Regions from separate parts of the Homo sapiens genome. Here region 2 is linked to region 1. A link is a contact called in ENCODE Hi-C or POLR2A ChIA-PET data. All regions are on one chromosome and are shown on one strand. Each heading gives the region's core, a stretch centred on a gene start or an enhancer-like site at or near the end of the contact. The rest is flanking DNA. Distances are from core to core; before and after follow the strand shown.

Region 1 (7,600 bases), core at 2,343-4,842:
CCCCTCATGAACATGAAACTAAAAATTCCTAACAATGGCCTGGCCGTTGTTAGAAATTTCTTTTGAGATGGAGTCTTGCTCTTGTCACCCAGGCTGGAGTGCAGTGGCATGATCTCAGCTCACTGCAACCTCTGCCTCCCAGGTGCAAGCGATTCTCCTGCCTCAGCCTCCTGAGTGGCTGGGATTACAGGCACCCACCACCATACCCAGCTAATTTTTTTGTGTTTTTAGTAGAGACAGGGTTTCACCATGTTGGCCAGGCTGGTTTCGAACTTCTGACATTAGGTGATCCTCCTGCCTTGGCCTCCCAAAGTGCTGGGATTACAGGCATGAGCCACCACATCTGGCCAGGAATTTCTTTAGTTTGTAAAAAGTTGTCTTTTTACAAACTAAAGATAAACCCTGTGATCATCTCAATAGACAAAGAGAAAGCATTTGCCAAAATCTGATAACCAGTCATGATAAAAATTCACAGCAAATTTGCTAGAGAAGGGAATTTCCTCAGCCTGATAAAGGGCCTCTGTGAAACAAAATCAAAACTATAGCCAACATCATACTCTAGAGAAAGACTGATATTTCCCTCCAATGCCAGGATCAAGGCAAGGATGTCCACTCTCCCTATTTCTATTCAGCAAAGTACTAGAAGTTCTAGCCAGTGCAATAAGGCAAGAAAAATAAATAAAAGCCTTACAGATTTGAAAGAATGAAAAGTGTCTTTATTCACAGATAACATTATTTCCTATTTAGAAAAATCTCAAAGATTCTATAAAAAGCTACTAGAACTAAAATGAGTTTAGGAGGGTCATATGATATAAGGTTTTTAAAATTATATTTCCATACACTAACAAAGAAATTTTTCTATTACTATATGCCAAAGCACTGAAAAACATGAAAAATGTATGTACAAATTTGTATGTGGAAAACTATAAAACATTGATGAGAGAAAAGAAAGAATACCTAAGTAAATGGAGAGAGATATGTTCACGGATTAAAAAAAAAAACACTGTTAAGATAGAGATCTCTAAATGGTCTAGATTCAAAGAAATTCCAACCAAAAATCCAGCAGGCTTTTTAAATAGAAATTAACAAGAAGATACTAAAATCTGTATAGAAAGCATAAGACCTAGAATAGCCAAAAAGATTTTTTAAAAGAATAAAGAATACTCACACTATCTGACTTCAAGACTTACTACAGAACTAAAGCAGTGAAACTCAATCACGGTCAATTTTACTCCCTAGGGGGACATTTAGCAATGTCTGGAAACATTTTTGGTTGTCACAACTAAGAGTGAGGGGAGTTACTGACATCTACCAGGCAGTCAGAAATATTGCTAAACTTCTAATGCACAGGACAGGCAACCACAACAAAGAACCGTTGAACCCAAAATGTTAATAGTGCTGACGTTAAGAAACCCTGAACTAGAGAAATCAAGACAGTGTTGTACTGGCATATGGAGAGAAGTACAATAGAACAGACTAGAAATAAACCCAGACATATATGGTGCCAAGATAAGTCAATGGACCAAGGATAGTCTTTTCAATAAGTGGTGCTAGAACAATTAAATATCCATATAAAAAAATTAACCTTGATTCTTACTTTGCACCATACACAAACATGAAATGGATCACAGACCTAAAAGTAAAAATAAAAATACAAAACTTCTAGAAGAAATCATAGATATTTGTGACCTTGGCACACATTAGGCAATTTCTATGCTAGGACACAAAAAGCACAAATCTTAAATTGAAAAGTTGATAGAGTTAATCTAAATTTAAAACTTCTCTCCTTTTAAAAAAAAAAAACAAAAAACAAAAAAAACGCTGTTAATAAAATGAAAAGACAAGCCACAGACCGGGAGAACACAGTTGCAAAACACCTATCTGATAAAAAGACTTGTATCCAGACTATATAAAGAAAAGCTCAAAACTCAGTAAAAAGAAAACAATCCAATTTTTAAATGGGCAAAATAACTTAACAGACTTCAAAGTAGAGATATAGATGGCAAGTAAGAACATGAAAAGATATGCAACAATAAAATTATTAGTGATTAGAGAAATGTAAACTAAAATGAATGAGATACCACTAAACAGCTATTAGAATGGCTGACATCTAAATTAAAAGGAAAAACAAAGCTGACAATACCAAATGCCAGTGAGGATACAGAGGAACAACTAGAACTCTCATACATTGCTAATGAGAATGCAAAACTGTACAGCTACTTTGAAAAACAGTTTGGCAGTTTCTTATAAGATGAAATACGTCCCTAACACATGACCAAGCAATCCCACCCCTAGGCATTTACCCAAAAGGAATGAAAACTGCCCACAGAAAGACTTCCATGTCATAAACTGGAAACAACCCACATGTCCATCAACTGCTGAATGCATAAGCAAACTGTGGTGCAATGGAATACTATTCTGCAATAAAAAGAACAGAATTAGTGATCGATGCAATGACACAGATGATTTTCAAGAGCATTATGCTAAGTGAAAGAAGCCAAATGCAAAATGTTATATACAGTACAATTCCATTTCTACGACCTTCTGGGAAAGGCAAAACTACAGGGATGGAAAATACATGGGTAGTTTCCAGGGACTGGGTGTGTTGGGGGAGTGGATTAACTGCAAGGGGCAGGAGGGAACTTTTTGAGGTGACAGAAATGTTCTGTATCTGGATTGTGGTGGTGGACGCATGATTGCACACTTTTGTCAAAACTCATCATGCAGCACACCTACAAAGGATGAATTTCACTGTATGTAAATTACACCTTAATAAACTTGACTTTAAAAAAAGAAGAAAAAGATGGTGGCTGATGAGTGTGTTCTCTTTGTACTGCATGACATTTTAGAAATCTGAACTAATTGGTGATATTTGAAAACAAAAAGATTCTAAATAAAGATCTGCCTTTTCTTGAGAAGTCAGAACTATGGCACCCTGAGCCTCGGTCCCATGCAGGCTGCCACTAAGCAGTAGCTGCCTCTTTGAGCAACGCAGGCACTTGCTGTCCTGCCACATCCCCCAACCTGACCCAATTCATGGAAGTACTTTACCCACCTGCCACCACACCTGCCCGAGTGAGAGTTTCTTGTCCTGGACCACGGGCTGCCTGAGAGCAGGGTCCAGGCCTAGCCTGTTCTCACTATACCCCCAGCATCTAGTGGAGGGCCTGACACATGCTGGGTGCTTGATAAACACTGCTGAATTAATATGACTCAGTTGCCACCTTCCTGCCAGCTCCTAAAACTGACATTTACAACACCCAGATTGCTAACTGCTCCTTTGGTCCTGAAGTCCCCAAAGAGAGTCACCATCCATGGCTGCCATCCCGTGACCCAGAATAATGTGTCCCTCTGTGTGTTTAGAAATCCCCTCTAATATGTTGTCAAGCAACGAAAATGTTTTAAGGTCATTCCAACTATTCATTTTTGTCTGGGGAAGAGTGGAGTTTTTGTTTGTCTTTAAAAAAAAAAAAAGAAAGAAAGAAAACCACAATATGGGCTTGAAGGTTAATGAAAATAAAAAGGGAAGTGTGCACATTCATTTTGAATATTCTCAGATCATATTCCAGTAATTTGAGACTTGAGCTAAGTAAGCTTCTGAGAGATTCTCTGGTCGTCATCAGAATTTCAGGATCCTGAAGTTTCCATGGTGGTGGTCAGTTTGACGGAAGGATGTGGGTCAGCAAAGGGATATCTAACTTATTTTATGCCAGTGTTAAAAGTACAGTAACACTGTACTTTTCCAAGTACAAGTAACACTGTACTTTTAATATTTAATACACTTTCTTCTTTTCCTACCTCCTTATTTTATTTTCTCTGTCTCTTGCTTGTCCCCCTTCTCCCTGAACCCCCAAATGCTGCAGTATCCCAGCCCCTCAGAGCCCTTCAGTCCCCCGAGGAGGGCCAGGGGAAGTCCCAGGGCAGGGAGAGGGTGCCAGGGACTCCTCCCTACAGTGCCCTGTGCTCTGGCCCCAAGATCATTTTCTTTACTTTGTGGGGATGGGAAGGATGAGATGGGAGGCAAGATTTGGGACATCTTGTAAGAATCTTTGAAGTACTAATCATACTCAGAGTAAAAAGTCAAAATATATTTTATTGGGCCATCTACATTTGGGGGAAAAACACCAAATCAAACACTCTGGTCATATGTCTTTCATGTTTAAAAATGAGAAAGTGTGAACACATATAATTAGACCTCATCTTAACCCTCCCTTGGCCCACCTCCCCCATGACTCTGCTTTTCTCTAGAGAAAAAACTTCATAAGAATTGTCTTATGTGTTGCCTCCAATGCCTCTTTTTCCTTTCTCTCTTGAACCATCTGCAGTTAGAGTTTTATCCCCATCACTCTCAGAGCCACTAACCACCTTCACACCTCCAAACTCAACGTGCATTGCTAGTGCCTATCTAACTCCACTCTCAGCAGCATCTGTCCAAGCCAATCACGCCCTCCTCCTTGATTGCTTTCTTCTCTTAGCACCCAGGACACCATATACACTTTCTTCTCTTCCTACTGCCTCATTGTTTTCTTCTCTATCTCTTGCTGGTCCCCTTCACCCTGAACCCCTGAATGCTGCAGTAATCCCAGGCTCCTTGCTCAGATCTCCCTCTCTCTTCTCCATACTCACTTTCTAGGTTTCTTATTCGCTTCCATGCTGATGGCTCCAAAATGTATGCCTTAGGACCTGTTATCGCCCTAGAATTCCAGACTACTTTGTTCAACTGGCAACCTGACATCTCCACTTGAATAAACATTTCAAGCTTTACATACCCCCAAATGAACTCTTATTTTCTTACCCCAAACCTGAACTGCTGTCTCAATTAATGGCAACTTCATCTTCCCAGTTGCTTGAGCCAAAGACCTTGGAGCCGTATCAATTCCTCTCTTTCTCTCCTACCCTTTTAATCCACCAGATAATTCTACTAGCTCTATCTTCAAGAGACATCCAAAATCTAACCACTTCTGCTACCACCCTCTCTAAGCCATCTTCATCTGCAGATTGATTTCAATAACAGCTTCCTTCCTGATCTCCTGGCTTCCATACTTGACCTTACAGACTTTTCTCTCCACAACAACCAAGGTGATTCTTTTAAAACTTAAGTCAGATTATGTCACCTCTTGTTTGGATGCTCCAATGGCTGACCATCTCACTCCAACTAAAGTACCCAGTCATCACCATGGCCAGTAAGTCCTATAGGATCCAGCCCCATCTCTCTCTTCAACATCATTTCTCACTACTCTCCCTTTGCTCATTCAATTCTACATTGGCATTCCTGCTCTTCCTCAAACAACGCAAGCACAATCTCTGCTCAAGGCCTTTGCACTTGCTTTTCCCACAGCCTGGAATATTCTTCCCCCAGATTTTCACTGTCAGGTCTACTCAAGGCCATCTCCTCAGAAAGGCCTCCTCTCACCACTCCATCTAGACAAGTTCATGTGTGAAGGCACTATCCCCTACCCTGATTTATTTTGCTCCATAGAGCTTACCATCACCCGACCTACAGGTATTTGCTTATTGCCACTTATTTCTCAAAATGGGGTCCACAAACTTGCATCGTCAGTATTACTCAAGTGCTTGTTAACAATGCAGACTCTCAAGCCTTATTTCAGACCTGCTGAATCAGAATCCACATTTCAACGAGATCTTCACGTGACTGGTAAGCACAGTCAAGTTTGGACGGCACTGGGCTCAATATTCTGAGGTAACGGTAACGAACAAAAACAAGCCCCATTCTCTCTAATCCCTGTGAGAACAGGCCTTGTTTTTGTTCATTACTGTTACCTCAGAATATTGAGGCATTCAAAACATACTGAATAAAGGAATGAATGAATGAACAAATGAGCTTGAACCTGTTCTAGACTCGACTGCAAGTTGATGATGTGTACAAAGAGTTTGGGGAGCGGCAAGGAGGACGTCCCAGGTCAAAACTATCTCCCCACACACTGTTCTAAATTAGAAATTCTTTGGTATCGATTCATCAAGAAGAGCTAAGTATTCTAAATACATATGCGCCCAATGCAGTGGTACCCAGATTCATAAAATTCTTAGAGACCTACAAAGTTCTTTGAGACCTGCAAAGAGACTTAGACTCACACACAATAATAGTGGGGGACTTTAACACCCCACTGACGATATTAGATCATCAAGACAGAAAATTAACAGAAGTATTCAGGACCTGAACTCAGCTCTGGATCAAGCGGACCTGATAGATATCCACAGAACTCTCCACCCCAAAACAACAGAATATACATTCTTCTTATCACCATACGTCACTGATGCTAAAATTGATCACGTAATCAGAAGAAATTCTTTGGTATCAGCAAAACCTTCTATCAACATGCAAATATATTCCCTTAATAAAGCAGTCATTCACAACTTACTGTGAATTATTTAAATGAGACAGTATTCTAAAATCTAACAGAAACAGCCAAGCAGGAGGAACAGGAGTGTAGAGACTGAAAATTTAAGAAATTCCTGTTCTGTGCTGGGTATTGTAACAGGCAATAGGCAAATGAAGGTAAATCAGGAACTAATAAGTTGGAGGGAGAAGCACACAGCCGCTCAGAGCCCTTCAGCCGGCAGAGGAGGGCCTGGGGAAGCCCCAGCATGCAGACAGGGTGCTGAGGACTCCTCCCCACAGCGCCCTGTGCTCTGACCACAAAGAACCCTTTACTTTTCCTCTGCCAGAAATGCCACCATCAACACTGCCAACCCCACCTCATCCTTCAAGGCCCCCATGCCCCCAGAATTAACTATTCCCTCATTAGCTCTGATCACACAGCACAGAGGGCAAGGGCCTTGATCGCCCTCTTCTTGAGGAGCTTCTACAAACTGCCTCGTCCTTATTCACCTCTGTATCCCCTGCCCCTGCACAGCACCTAGACAGAGTAAACATTCCATCGTTTCTGCCATTTTAAAACAGCAGGTAGCATTCACTGAGCGCCTACTGTATACCAAGCACTGTTTGAAACACTTTAGATGCTTTAACTCGTGTAATCCTCACAAGAACCCAATGAGATTGGAACTATTGTTGTCCCCATTTTCCAGATGAGAGAACTGAGACCCAGACAGTCACATTGAGTAGCTGCCCGTGAACAGATGAGCACTATCCCTGTACATAACAGGCACACAGTAAATGTTTACTGACATGAACTGAATGGAAGCTCAGTAGTTAAAAAGAGAGTGAAGTCAAATTTGAGCTCTACCATTTTGCCTGGAGCCTGGATGGCCAAAGAGAATACAGGGTGTCAGTACTCAGTACTACAAAGAAACTTCCTTCCCACACCAACCTCCCGCATCCAAAACAGAGCTTACTGACTGGAAGCAAGACGGAAGACGGAGATGGAAGTTAGGAGTCTAATGGAGGGCAGTGAAGATGACAACAGCCTTTTCTTTATGTGGAAAAGAGAAGGAACTCTGATTCCTTTAGAATATTCAAGCAAAAGAGGCTGGGGTGGGGTGGGTGGAAGTAGACTGGGAACACACTGCAGAGTCTCCAGGACAGGAAGGTGCTGAACAATTGCTACAGAATTTTCCAGAAACAAATCTATGTTTGCCCATTTTTCAACCAAGACAAATGTCTGGCTTAGCCTTCCTTAAA
Region 2 (7,600 bases), core at 1,942-4,441, 300 kb before region 1:
GGAGGGAGGCCCAGTCCACAGGGAGGGAGAAGCATTCAATGCGCAGGCCCTGGAGCTCAGCCCCATAAGCAGCGACAAAGGGGGTGAATATGGCTGGGAAGCAGTTTGGGGAAGAGGGGTTTGTTTTCTAGAGGGAGCCAACCACATTCCTCCCAGGCAGTATCACATGGCCCACACCCAACAGACAAGGCCAAGGGCATGGCCTCTCTGTAGGCAGTCCCCAAAAGGAAGGGTGGATGGTCACCACCCAATCCTGTCATTCTGTCCACACCAGCGCATGAGCATATCCGAGAACATATCTGTGCCGAGCTGCCATGAAAGTGACTAAATAGTAATAACTTGCATTTGTCAGACTTCCCACCTAGCAGAAGTTTTGTGATTCATGAGGACATCCTGTTTCTGAGTAAGGAATCTTATCGTGATTTCCTTAAACTGTTGACATAGTGGTTAATGCATGCCTGACATGGAAAAGGATGCTGATTTGCTTCTGAATCATGAAGTTTTGCTGATTTGTTTCTGAATCATGAAACTTTGCTGTCTTGCCCGTAGACATTTTAGCCTGTAGGTTGTCATCTGTAGCCAGTGACTAATCTCTCTATTATACCTTCCAATAACAAAAAGACAACTCTTTGTATGAAGAGTCCTCCTCCCCTCTTCTAAACCTTCCCATAAAAGCTTTCTAACTTGTAACAGACTCTAGGACACTCCCAGCTTTGTTGGTGTGTCTTCCTGGGTCGATCCTCACATTTGGCTTCCAATAAACATTTATCAAGTTATTTCTGGTGAAACAGCTGTAATTTCAATCGACAATAGGAATCCAGAAAATCTATGATGCAAAGCTGAAGTATCACCTATTCCAGGTGCTCTTTGGTTTTGGGGGGAAACAGGCCACTCAAACTGACTTACTTGAGTAAAGAGAGTGACTGGCAATGGGCTTCTTGGATCACAAGCAATAGAAACTAAACTAAGGGAAATTTAAAAAGGCATCATCTGAACAAGGAAAGCAAAGGAATGAGGTGCTGCCACTGGACAACTCAGCTCCAACTACCAGTTCTTAGAAAATGTGATTGGCCCAGCTCGGGCTACGTTTCCATCTCTGTCCATGTTGCGGAGGAGGTGGCCAGGGTCCTGTGGTTGCATCCCCACCAGAACCACTTGGAACTGTGGAGCAGCTGCTTCCCAAAAGAAGGACCCTGGCTGCCAAAGATACATGGCTCCCTCATGGGCCTCGCGCAATTGGCACCAGGGCCTGGAAGCCACCAGGAGCCCAGGCAGCTCCCCTCCCATCTCTTTTTCACTGCATCCTCCTGCCTTTTGCAGTCAGCTTCCTTCCAACTTGGCTCCCAGGGAACTCACAAGAGTGGCATCAGGCTCCAAGTACACATGATCGCGAGCAGGCTGCTCTCCGTCTCTCATATTTTCTCCCCAAGAAATGGTAGTTGGAGCTGAGTTGTCCAGTGGCAACACCTCATTCCTTTCCTTCTAAATGTTCGGACGACACCTTTCTTAGTTTCCCTTAGTTTAGTTTCTGTTGCTCATTATCAAAGACACCCATTGCCAGTCACTCTCTTTACTTAAGCCAGGAGGAATGGCAGGGTGTGGCTAAGTATGCCCAGTTTATTCTTCCCCAAATTATGAATCACAAGTCCCCATCCATCACTGGGCATTGGGCGGGTAAAGAGGCAGGAAGAGGCCAGGACTCCCGTACTGCTCTTGGAAGGAAGCTGAAGGGAAGTGCTCCTCTCCCAACAGCATGGATGTCACTTCCTCCAGGAAGCCTTCCCTGATTCCAGTCCCCAGTCTGGGCTATGTGTCCCTTCTCTGAGCTCCCTTTGTACTCTGGGCATCCCCTTTCCTGGGACTTACTACCTGGATTATAATAGCCCATCAGTATGTCTCCCTAGCTCGACTGCGATCTTCTTAAGGGTAGGGCCTGTGTTGTCATCATCGTCATCCTGAGCACACGGTTTTGCACAAAGTGGACACTCCATGTGCTTAAGGAGCACGTTGCTGGCTGCGGATAGAGGGGAAAATGCAGTCTCAGCCTTGTGGTTTGACTTATGGTGGAAACGTCAATTGCATAAAATGATAAGAAAGGATGATCTAGATGCAATATCCTGGGACTCATCTGGGCCAAGTGCCTTTATGACAGGCTTGGGGATGGGGTCAAGATGTACCTTGAGTTCTTTACCAAGATTCAGAGACAGGCCTAAGACAGCTCTTTTTATCTGAGAAGTGGTATATAATTGCTGGATCTGGGGTCATACTGCCTGGGTTGAAATCCCAGCACACACCAGCTGTGTGACTTTGGACAAACTGCTTAACCTTTGTGTCTTTGTTTCGTCATTTATAAAATGAGGAGATTATATAGTACCCCCACTTCATAGGTTGCTATAAGGTTGAAGTAAGTTAATATGTATGAAGTACTCAGAACAATGCATAGTCCAAAGCCAGTACTCAATAGATGTTAATTATTCCATCTACTCATTCACAGAGTCAGCCAGGATTATCACTGTCATTTCAGAGTTTACCTGAATCCAGTACAAACATTCTGTAACTCTGAAAACAATGCATATAAACTAAGCCTGCATTCATTTACTCCTTTGTTTACTCATTTATTCATCCAATTGTTCTTTCAAAAAAAAAATAGATTCTTAACTCTCTAGGCCCTTTTTCTCATCTGGAAAAGGCGCACAATAATTCCCCCAGCCTGGGGTTGTTGCCAGTTACCTGAGATATGTATGTAAACTGCTCAGCTCATGATGTGACAAACAGCTAATGCTCACCATCATCTTTGCCTCTTTGGGTTCACTGGGCAATTTGCAACAAGGTTTCTGGTCATTAACACAAAATCCCCACATTTCTCTTATAGTGGGATCCACCAGGTGGCAGCATGGATTTAGACATGGGATGAAACGGTCTCCCCTTTCTAGTCCTCTCACATCCAGGGCTGACATTTATTAGCCTGTTCATTATAACCTAGGGAAAAATCCAATTTAGAAACCTTTTGGGAGGAGGAGACACTACAGCCATTGAAGGCTTTCATTGCAAAAATAAACAGGCACAGCACCTGGCCTTTCCCAGAGGCCTGCAGGTGGCTGTCTGCTGAGAGCCACATCTTACTCACCCAGGGAAAATCTGCTCTTTGTAGAACTGGTTTCAAGATGAAAAGTTCAGTTCACATGAACAAGAGAAGCTGGGCTGAACTCATTGACTCTTACTATGTGTATTGGTCTGCTTGGGCTGCTGTAACCAAATGCCACAGACTGGGTGGCTTAAAAAACAGACATTCATTTCTCACTGTTCTGGAAGCCGGGAAGTCCAAGATTAACCTGCTGGCTGATTTGGTTCCTGTTGAGGACTCTTTCTGGCTTGGAGATGGCTACCTTCTTCATGAGTCCTCATATGGCAAAGAGAGAGCTCTGGTGTCTCTTTCTCTTCTTATAAGGGCACTAATCCCATGATGAAGGCCCCACCCTCATGACCTCATTTAAACATAATTCTCTGTCTAAGGTTTCTGTCTCCAAATCCCATCACTTTGGGGGTTAGGGCTTCAATATATGAATTTAGCGGGGGACACAATTCAGTTCATAGCATTATCTACAATGTATTTCTAGTTTTTGTGTACTCTTCTGTTTGTCTACCTAGTTCCTATTATTCAGACATATATCTATTTATATAGACTATTGTTTATCTTTTTATTGTCTGTCGTTATTACTAGCCATTAATGTTGGGATGATCTTAGCACTGTCCAATAGAACTTTCTGAAATGGCAGAAATGTTCTATATCAGTGCCATTTACTATGGTGACCATCAGACACATGTAGCTATTGAGTTTTTAACATGTGGCTAGTGCAACTGGGAAAGTGAATTTTAAACTTTATTTCACTTTAGTTATTTAAATTTAACTTGAAATAGGCACGTGGCTATTGGTAACTACCATAGTGGACAGCTCAGATCTGAATAGAAGAATATATCTGCAGTTTCCCCTCTTAATTGATTAGATTGTGTTGAGTCTGGGAAGAGGTAATATTTGGGATTTCATGCAGGCTTGATTTCCAGAGTTAACTGTTGTGGGGGCAGGCAAAATGGCACATCTTTATAAATGAAGAAATAGGCTCAGGGAAATGAAGTCACTGCTGAAGCTGACACAGGGGGTCAATGGCTGAGCCTATTCCCTCCCTGCAAGGCTCCAGCTGGCAGCTTCTTCTTCTGTGCAGTCCTCCAGGAATCCAGGTCCCTTCTTCTCTCTCTTGGAGGTGACTTAGGAAGAGTCACTGGACAATCAGAATAGGCCCACTTGTCCAGTGTGTGGCATGTGAGTATGCGTGTTTGGGTGTATGCATGCGTGTATATGAGCAGGCTCTTGGCAGAGATTGTGTAACCTGCTACACAGAAACAAGGATGATGTGCAAATATGAATTGTCCACTGCGCCCTCCCCAATCCAGTCCATAATAACTGTTTATTTTAGGTGCATTTCAGGGACTGATGTCATTTTATAGTCTGTTTAATGCAACCATTCTAACGGGCCCGTTAGAGCACTGGAAAAGATGTGGTGGTGTCTGAGCACAGGAGAGTCCAGTCAGGGGGTTAGAGACACCCTTGGAGCTTCTCCCAAGCCCTGCCAGCTAGCAATTGCCAGCTACTGAGGAATTGCCAAGTGCCAGGCCCTGGGCTCAGCACCCTACATACAGCATCTCATCAATATTTACATCCCAACACATGAGGAAAATGGCCCCAGCCCCCATTTTATAGAGGCATCGAGAGGCATCTAGCTAGGATGTGGCTGAGCCACTCCAAAGCCTGAAGTCTTAAACTCTTAGCTCTTTTCTTCAGTGACTGGCTTCAAACTATTATATTTTCCCTGTTGTCCTTTAGCCCACAGCAGCCAGCTGATATGGAGAATGTTTGTGTGGGCAAACGTCTTAATTGCCAAGGGTATGGACTCCAGAGTGGGGACGGGCAAGTTCCCTCCTGATTTCATCACATGCAAATCATGCACATGCATCACTTTAACGACACTGTCCTTGAGCTGGTACAGGAGGAGACTTATGGATTTTCCCCAAATATAATCTTATTTTCCATGAGCTTACCATATGATTCTAGGAGTGAGTTCCATGTCATTTTTTTTTTTTTTTTTTGATAGAGTCTTGCTCCGTGGCCCAGACTACAGTGCAGTGATGCTATCATAGCTCACTGTAGCCTCAGACTCCTGGGCTCAAGTGATCCTCCCTTCTGAATAGCCAGGACTACAGCCACATACCACCATGCCTGGCTGTTGCAATTATTTTTTTTTTTATAGAGACAGGATCTCACTATGCTGCCCAGGTTGGTCTTGAACTACTGGCCTCAAGTGATCCTCCTGGCTTGGCCTCCCAAAGTGTTGGGATTACAGGTGTGAGCCACCATGCCCAGCCAGAATTCCATGCCACTCTTACAGAGCTGACCGTTCTTGCTGCCAGATCTTTAACCCACCAAGCCCAGATCTTTTCCAGGGTTGCTGGGACCAGGGTATTATACTCCTGGTGAGCTGGTTACTCAGAATGATTCCTAGGCATGATGAGGCTGTAACCAAAAGAGCATGTGGAATCTGCAGCACAGCTCCAGCTGGTTCCAGCTTGTCTCATCATGGCCGGATGATGAAGGGCTCTTCCTTTCACAGCACCATTCATCTCTCCCTAGGTGTCCTGAGCCCACTGTGCTGGAGGCTGTTGAAAAGGGAGGTTGTCCATAGCAGATGAGTCGGATGAGGCTGAGTAGAGGAGTCACTCCTTCTGGGTGATCAATGGGTGATGCATTGGCTGTGGTGAGAAAGTGAGTTCTAGTCCTGCTTAATCTCTGACGAGGGGAGCAACATTGTGTACAAGTATTCAAACAGAGGCTCCATAAATAACAATAATTCATCATACTTGTTGAGTGCCATGCAGTTGTGAATGGTGCACTCTCTCCTTCCCCTTCTACAGTCACCTCATTGACTGCACATTTCACAGATAAGGCTCAGAGAGGGGACATGAATTGCCCAAAGTAACACAGCTAGAATGTAGTAAAGGCAAGGTTCTAAACCTAGGTCTGGATGATGTCAAATCCCAAGATTGGGATCCCTTTAAAGTGTAATAACAGTGGTCATGACATAGATTCGGAGCTACAGTAAAACCTTATCAGGCCCCAAACTGAAAAGATTTTAGTGCCCTCTTTTCCTATATGTAATTAAAAATGAAAACAATCCTAAACTATAAAGTATTAAAAAAGCACAACAAACTTGTAACCCCCCAGCCCCCATCCCAGGGTAACTATAGTGCCTTTTTCTTTTTCTCTATTAAATTGCATTCAAAAGCTCTCTTTTCCTGATCTTCTCCTCTCTCTGCTCCACTTCCTCTCATTTTGACTGTCTGCTTTTCCGAAGCTCTAGTCCTGCTTAATCTCTGACGAGGGGAGTAACATTGTGTACAGAGGTCATGAGGTTTATCCTGTGATGACTGGAGTGTGAAGGACAGAATCTTCACTAGATTCCCTTTCAACTCAGAGTCTGGGATTCTATCACTTCAAAAACAGCAAGATATATCACTTCATCATGTGGCAATGTCTAATATTCTGAGAATATTGTAAACACTTGTTAAAATCTCTTCCTTATGAGGAATGGAGAAAGAAGTATTAAGGGAAAAGACAAACTGTGAACACAAATATCTGCTTACACCTTGGAAGGCGAATTACCAGTGAGACAATGTGCTTTATTTCATATGCAAATGTGGCAAGAAAAACCCAACACAATGCCAACTAAGCTACACAGACTAAGGCAGCAAAGAATGGTATCACTGCAAAGCGCTACTTGGTTCGCCTATTTAGATTTGCTCCACAGAGCACTATATTTGAGAGGATGGATAAAAACCAAAACCCATACATTAATAATCTGGTACATTCTGAATGGCATTTTATTGATATGAGCAATTCAAAATGAGAGTGTTCAGTGTACTGTGGCTTCATTCATAAAGTACATGGTTCCTGAATTTTCATTTGGATTGCATGTATAGTTCGCAAATTGGTTATTTCTTCTTTACACTTGGGTTCCTGATTTCATTTGGTGGTGACAGCTCTGAAATTTGGGTTTGTAACGCTTGTTGCTTCTTCGCATTGGCAATTTTCTCTCTTCCCCCTGGGGATACTGTGGACATCTTACTAATTGGTTAAAGATAATTGGGAAGGAAAGCTGTGTCACATAATTGGAAGATGCAACAGTAGAGCCTGTCCTTTTCTAGACTTAAACGCTTCCAGAAAGAAGATGTCAGTTTTCATTTGGCTTTTATGAGGAAGAAATGGCACTGAATGAATGGTGAGCCCTTAATAGGTTGGGCTTTGTGTCTCAAGGATCAATCTTCCTTGACTGTGAGCTTTGTGAGGGGCAGGAGCTGTGTCCCATTCACTGAGTCCCTGTCTCCTGGCACAGTGTCTGAAACACAGCAGGTGCTCAGGAAACATCTCCTCAACCTATGAAGGACTGAAGGGATGGCTATGGGGAAGGTTCTATCAGTGCTTCTAGATAGTTCCAGTTTCCAGTTAAATGAAAGATTAATGATTAACAGGATAAAAACCAGCTTTTTTTTT

What was found. A loop is a pair of places that touch in the nucleus more often than their neighbours do. ChIA-PET counts read pairs that join two places held with the same protein, here RNA polymerase II (POLR2A). Pooled maps may share reads with other maps.
Region 2: a pooled map shows a loop between it and region 1 (2.6-fold over the local background). The contact joins two enhancer-like sites. A Hi-C loop is called at or near these places in 6 of 168 maps with a recorded cell type or tissue (adrenal gland, chondrocyte, endodermal cell and 3 more), 1 of 37 single-sample maps with no recorded cell type and 5 of 50 pooled maps. POLR2A ChIA-PET finds 5 or more read pairs at or near these places in 3 of 52 experiments (AG04449, SK-N-SH and WTC11).

What each region holds. Positions count from the first base shown.
Region 1 is chr11:33,379,148-33,386,747 of GRCh38, reverse strand. The region is part of intron 1 of KIAA1549L (KIAA1549 like); the gene reads right to left. Among named protein-coding and RNA genes, the nearest start is that of KIAA1549L, 6.8 kb to the right of the region's middle. Within about 2 kb of position 3,592, at least 2 of the 41 ENCODE cell types and tissues checked have a DNase peak (open chromatin) inside an H3K27ac peak, as active enhancers do.
Region 2 is chr11:33,683,367-33,690,966 of GRCh38, reverse strand. No RefSeq gene overlaps it. Among named protein-coding and RNA genes, the nearest start is that of C11orf91, 14 kb to the left of the region's middle. RefSeq lists an enhancer at 1-840. Within about 2 kb of position 3,191, at least 3 of the 41 ENCODE cell types and tissues checked have a DNase peak (open chromatin) inside an H3K27ac peak, as active enhancers do.